Linked DNA regions of Homo sapiens: region 2 is linked to region 1. A link is a loop called in an ENCODE intact Hi-C map of the cell type or tissue named here. Cell type or tissue: heart left ventricle. All regions are shown on one strand. Each heading gives the region's core, and the rest is flanking DNA. Links, peaks and the distances in the headings are about the cores only.

Evidence for each region. Hi-C counts contacts between places; a loop is a spot of excess contacts. Peaks named below come from ENCODE experiments on the same cell type or tissue, not always from the same donor. Only the 100,000 strongest peaks of a DNase experiment are listed, where the experiment ranks them.
Region 2: it touches region 1 in a loop (2.2-fold over the local background); 5 of 110 quality-filtered maps call a loop at or near these places.

What each region holds. Positions count from the first base shown.
Region 1 is chr2:126,731,648-126,734,450 of GRCh38, forward strand. No RefSeq gene overlaps it. Among named protein-coding and RNA genes, the nearest start is that of GYPC, 77 kb to the left of the region's middle. In heart left ventricle, for the core only: a CTCF peak has its summit at 1,466; no DNase peak of the experiment used is centred there.
Region 2 is chr2:126,658,206-126,661,008 of GRCh38, forward strand. All of the region lies in intron 1 of GYPC (glycophorin C (Gerbich blood group)), which reads left to right. Among named protein-coding and RNA genes, the nearest start is that of GYPC, 3.4 kb to the left of the region's middle. In heart left ventricle, for the core only: a CTCF peak has its summit at 1,218; a DNase peak (open chromatin) is centred at 1,136; H3K4me3 peaks cover 922 bases; H3K27ac peaks cover 2,500 bases.

The sequences.
Region 1 (2,803 bases), core at 282-2,781:
CTTGAGAATAGGAACCAGGAGAAGCCACCACAGCAAGCCGGAGGAGAGGCCTGTGCCCAGGTAAGAGAGCAAGGCCACCTCAGCATGCAGCAGAACAGGGGTTGCAAAAACATTCTCAGAGAAGAGCCCAAAAAGATGCAGCAGCAGCAGCAGCAGCAGCAGCAGGCAGTGAGGCAGAGGCGAGAGGAAGCTGAGACAGTTCCCACAGGCCCAGTCCAATGTCCTGGGCCCCAGAGCCACCCTGGGCTGCTCTCAGGCCATGAAAACCCTGATAGCCCCAGCCCTGAGTCCTCTGCTTTCCACCTTCACAGCCCCAAGGGAAAGATGCCTGCCATTGTCACCCTCCCTGCCACCCCAACCCAAGTATTGTCTCCCCTGGATCAGCTCAGCCCTAGCCCTGCCTGCAAAAGAAGGAAGGGCAGGCTGGGCATGGTGGCTCACACCTGTAATCCAAGCACTTTGGGAGGCCGAGGCAAGTGGATCACCTGAGTTCGAGACCAGCCTGGCCAACAGGGCGAAACCCCGTCTCTACTAAAAATACAAAAATTAGCCAGGCGTGGTGGTGGGTGCCTGTAATCCCAGCTACTCGGGAGACTGAGGCAGGAGAATTGCTTGAATCTGGGAGGCTGTGGTTGCAGTGAGCCAAGATCGCACCAGTGCACTCCAGCTTGGGTGACAGAGTGAGACACCATCTCAAGAAAAAAGAAAAAGAAGAAGGAAGGGCAGTGTGTGTGCGTGGTGATGGGAGGGGAGCCAAATGTGTGGGAGACCAGGCACCATGGTTCATTCCCACACCAGTGGGAGCAGAATAGGGTGCAAGGGCAAGGAGGGTCATTGAGGATTTGGGTGGCATGACAGGTGGTGAAAGCAATCTCTCCTCATGCACCCTCTCTGTGCCAGACCCGTGAATGTCCAGTAGATCTAGTATGCCCAACAGCAACTTCACTGAATGACAGAAATTAAAGACAAGGACTCTGAAGTCCAAAGAGGTGCAGTAATTTGCCCAAAGTCCCAGAGAACTCTCGATCTCACTCATTCTGATCCATAGACATTCTCTTTTTCATCACAGCACACTCGGCAAGGCAGCCAGGGCTCAGGTGGGTGGGACTGTCTACACGGGGGCTGCTTGTTCCAATAACTTAAGGGAGGAAGAGAGGCTGGTGAGCATCAGGGATATTTAGGATTTGACCGAGAAGTGATGCAATCTGCTCACCCTCTTCCCAGTGAGGTCGGGGGAGCCCACAGCTGAGAAAATGTGGGGCAGGGGTGGGTGGAAACTCTTAGGGAGGATAGTGAGGTGTATAGTCCTAAGGGAGAAGCCAGTCAGAAAAGGGAGGTCCCAGTGAAGAAGGAAGCCAGGCGATGGGCTGACAGGAAGCAGTGCTCTGGGAGTGTGAGGAGGCACCAGCAGGTCCAGGAAGGAGGAGGAAGACTTTCAAAGATGAAGCAGCCAGCACCTCCAAGAGGCCCTGCAGACGTGGAGCACCCAGGGCAGACATACGGCTCTGCAGGTCCTGGAGGGGACTCCTGCTTGGGGAGGGGGCTGCAGAGGCCAGCAGGACAGACATTGGTGTTTGTAAGAGATAGAAAGCTGCCATGGCACCCAGGGGAAGGGGGCCGAAGAGGTGAGTGCAGTTGCTCAGGACCTGGAGCAAAAGTCCTGCTTCTGTGAGGGCAGGGAGGAGGGGGCAGGCAGCAGAGTCCCACAGAAGGAGAGTTGAGCCTTGGTAAAGCAGTTGATGGTGTCCCTAAGTCCCACCTAAAATCCCCTCAATTCACCCAGCTCTTCAATCATCCCACACACATACTATGTGCCAGAGTCTGTGATGGGCACTGGCTGAAGAGATGAGCAGGAAACCGTCCACCCCTCAGGGCCGTCTGATGGGGAAGATGGGTGGACCATCATGGATGGGAGTCATGGCAAAGTCATGGCACAGAGCTTGCTAAGACCCTGCCCAGCCAGGCCTCTGGGAGGAGGATACAGCTGCACCCCCAGGGACGTGGAGCCCAGTGGTGACTGTCTGCAGGGAGCCTAGGGAGCCTGAGAGAGGGACAGAAAATGACGCCAGGACAGGCATTCTGGGGCAGGCTTTAGGTGCTATTTTGTGAAGTCATTTTAACCAGGCCATGGTTAGGAAGGGATTATTATTTCATTTATATATCAAGAAAACTAAAGCTTACTGCAATGGTAAATTTTATGTCAACTTGGCTTGGCCATCATGCCCAGATATTATTCTGGATGTTTCTGTAAAGGTGATTTTTGGGAGAGATTAACGTTGAAATCCATGGGCTTTGAGTAAAGCAGATTGCCATCCACAAAGCAGGTGGGCCACATCTAATCAGTTGAAGGACTTAATTGAACAAAGATGGACCAAGCAAGAAGGAATTCTGCCAGCAGATATTTCTGGACTCAAACTGCAACTCCTCCTTGGGTCTCTGGCCTTCTGGCCTAACCTAACCTGCAGATTTCAGATTTACCAAGCCTCTGCAATCACATGAGACAATCCCTTAAAATCTCTCTCTCTCTCTCTCTCTCCACACACACACACAAACACATGCAAACACACCCTGTTGCTTCTGTGCTTAAGTTCTATGCCCAAAGACATGCCAATTGTATGAGGCTAGCAGATTTGAATCTAGGACAGCTGAAACCCCCCTAGCTGCCCTGGTCCACAGTAAACTTCACACTGATCCTTCAAGAAAGGAGAAAGAGGAAAGAAAGAAAGAAAATATCAGAAATTTAATCTATTTAGTCAACATAATTGATTGTCCTTTATTCTGAGAAATTGTTTTCCTTCTCTCA
Region 2 (2,803 bases), core at 159-2,658, 74 kb before region 1:
ATGAAATTCCACCTCAGCCATTGCTCAATTCCTCCAGATGTCACTGGCACTGGGAGTCACATGATGCTGGTGGTCAGCAGCTGGACCCTTCCAAGGGTGCCCGTGGTTGGGCAAGTATTTCTGGGGACTTGCAGAGCTCCCTGGGGAGCAAAGGGTTGTGAAGTACAAGGCATTCTGCGCTTGTGGTGGGAACAAGTGAACCCATCTGCAGTGAGTAGGAAGAGGTCCCCTCAACAGAGGTGAGAGGTTGGGCCAAGTCAAGTCAGTTTGCCTCTTCAGGTGGCAGACCTGTATGTACATCTATGCCTCAAGTGCCTGTCTGAGGCCACAGCCAAAACATCTTCCAGTAACTGAGCATACCCAGTGGGCCAACAAGCACGCTCTAAATACAAAACCAAACAAACAGTAAAGTTAACAGTGAATGAAGAGTTAAAAATAGGAGAAAGACACCTTCTCCCTACCTCAATGGCAATTACTTTATTTATTGAGGATAATCCTTCTAGAAGTAAATTTGCTGATACAAATATTTCTTATTTTACATAATAAAAATGCATTTTATATATTTTACTTCATCTTGTTTTTTTTCCATCAGAATATCTCTTAAAGGTTATACCTTGTTATTTTCTTTAATCAGTTCCTCTGCTGATGGGCATTTAGGCTGTATGCAGACTTCATTTAATTTTTTTAAACCACACACAGCAGTCCTGTGACAATGAGTAAGGAGGATTTTACATGCATGTGTCTGTAAACTGTTAGGATAAATTCTCCCACCTCAGCATTTGATTTCTGGGACAAAGTGTGTATTCATTTAAAATGTTAGTAGATCTTAAGAAACTACCCTCCTAAAGGTCACACCGGTTTCTCATGCTCACAAATAGCCTATGAAAGTCACTATTTCCCTGCGTCCTCACTCACACTGCATTTTTTATCTTGGCCAAACTGAGAGGTAAAACAACAAAACAAACGCTGTCACTTTGGAATGAGCCTCTGTAATTAAGTGAGACTGAGCATGTTTTCTTACTTCCATAAGAGGTTGTATTACTTTTCGGGGAAGTGTCGGTTGATGCTTTTGTCCATTTCCTGTCAGCACCCCACCCCCGTGAGGAAACGTGCCCCAGAAGTGAAAGGACATGTCCTCATCACATGACGAGTGAGGGGCAGAGCAGAGGCCAGAGCAACATCCGTGCTGTGGAGTCAGCCCTGGGTTTGACTGCCCTCCAATGTTCACCAGCTTTGGGAGAGAGAGGAAATACCTCAGCACCTCAGTTTTCCCATCTGTGAGTGGGAATGATAACAGCCACTTCCCCAGAGTCACCCGAAGAGCAACAGCAGAAGGGCCTGGACCTGCTCCCAGTGGCAGAGGCTTGGGAGGTGGCTTTTGTTAGCGAAATTTATTGGAGCAAACCTGGCCTGAGGATGCTGGTAATTTCAGGAGTCACCCTCCAGACAGCTGTTGTTTTTCGCTTTTGATAAAATAACAACAAACTTAGATGCCGAGCCCTGGTAAGGGGCTTTCCTGGGTCTCCCCTGCACACCTGCTATGATAGGCATTTTCTTTTCTTTTTCTTTCTTTTCTTTTTTTTTTTTTTTTTGAGACAGAGTCTCGTGCTCTGTCACTCTGGCTGGAGTGCAGTGGTGTGATCTCAGGTCATTGCACCCTCCACCTCCTCCACCTCCTGCGTTGAAGAGATTCTCTGCCTCAACCTCCCAAGTAGCTAGGACTACCGGCATACGCCACCACACCCAGCTAATTTTTGTATTTTTTGTAGAGACTTTCGGATGAAACACCAGAGGCTCGGGGGAGATAAGCCGCCATAGGGCACCCAGACACTGAGGGCGCAGCCAGGCTGTAGTTACAAACTGCCAGACCCCACAGGCAACTGAGGCCAACCCAAGGAGAGAGTTGCAGGGTATGTGGGCCCACAGCTTGTATGTGCCAGGCAGGGCCTGCTGCTGTGGCTCTGCACACTGAGGAACTGCATGCACAGACACTCAGGACCCGCCTGCCTCCCCCAGCTCCTCAGCCGGGCCTGTGTCCCACCCCAGTCCACCGTTGTGTCCATGCTGTGCTTTCTGTGGTCAGGCCTGGCATGCTCTGGGCTGCTGCTGCCCTTGCCCGCCTTAGCAGCTGGCTCGGGGTGGCCCTCGAGCCCTCCCTCACGCACCGTCCCAGGCTTGCTGCCTTTCCAGCTGCACCTCTCACAACTGTTCACGACAGGCCCCTCAACACGCCGCGGGCCTGGCACACACTCACCTGCTGGTCTGCTAGGACCCAGTTTCCCAAGCCTAGAAAACGACCCACCACAGCCTTGGGCACAGTTTGCAGCCCTGACAGATTCCTGAGTCTGCCTTTTCCCAGAATTCTGACCTCTCCAGGGGCTCTGTGACCCCGCCTGTCCCCCACTCAGGGCCTGTCACAGACAGGGGTTTGCTGAGCCACTTTGAGGCAGGTGGATGATTGCAGGGATGACCCAAGGCCCACGCTCCCAGGACTGCCACCATTCCAATACCAAAAGAGCCTTTAAAAAGCCTTCACTCAGGAGCTCCTGGTCCAGAACTTGGCATGGACTTGGAGGCCAGTAAATACTAAGTTGAAATGGACAGGAGTCAACCCCAAACAAATTCTAAAGGCACAGTTGTTGGGCCCCAGGAATCCCACCTAGTCCTTCCCACCTTCTCACCCAGCTGGGGTTCATTTTCATATCCACTCCCTTCCCCTACCCCACCTCCCTCTCATCTTGGCCTGGGGTTTTCTTCAGATCCTTACATAATCGGAACTTCTGACAGAATGCTGGCTCCTCTC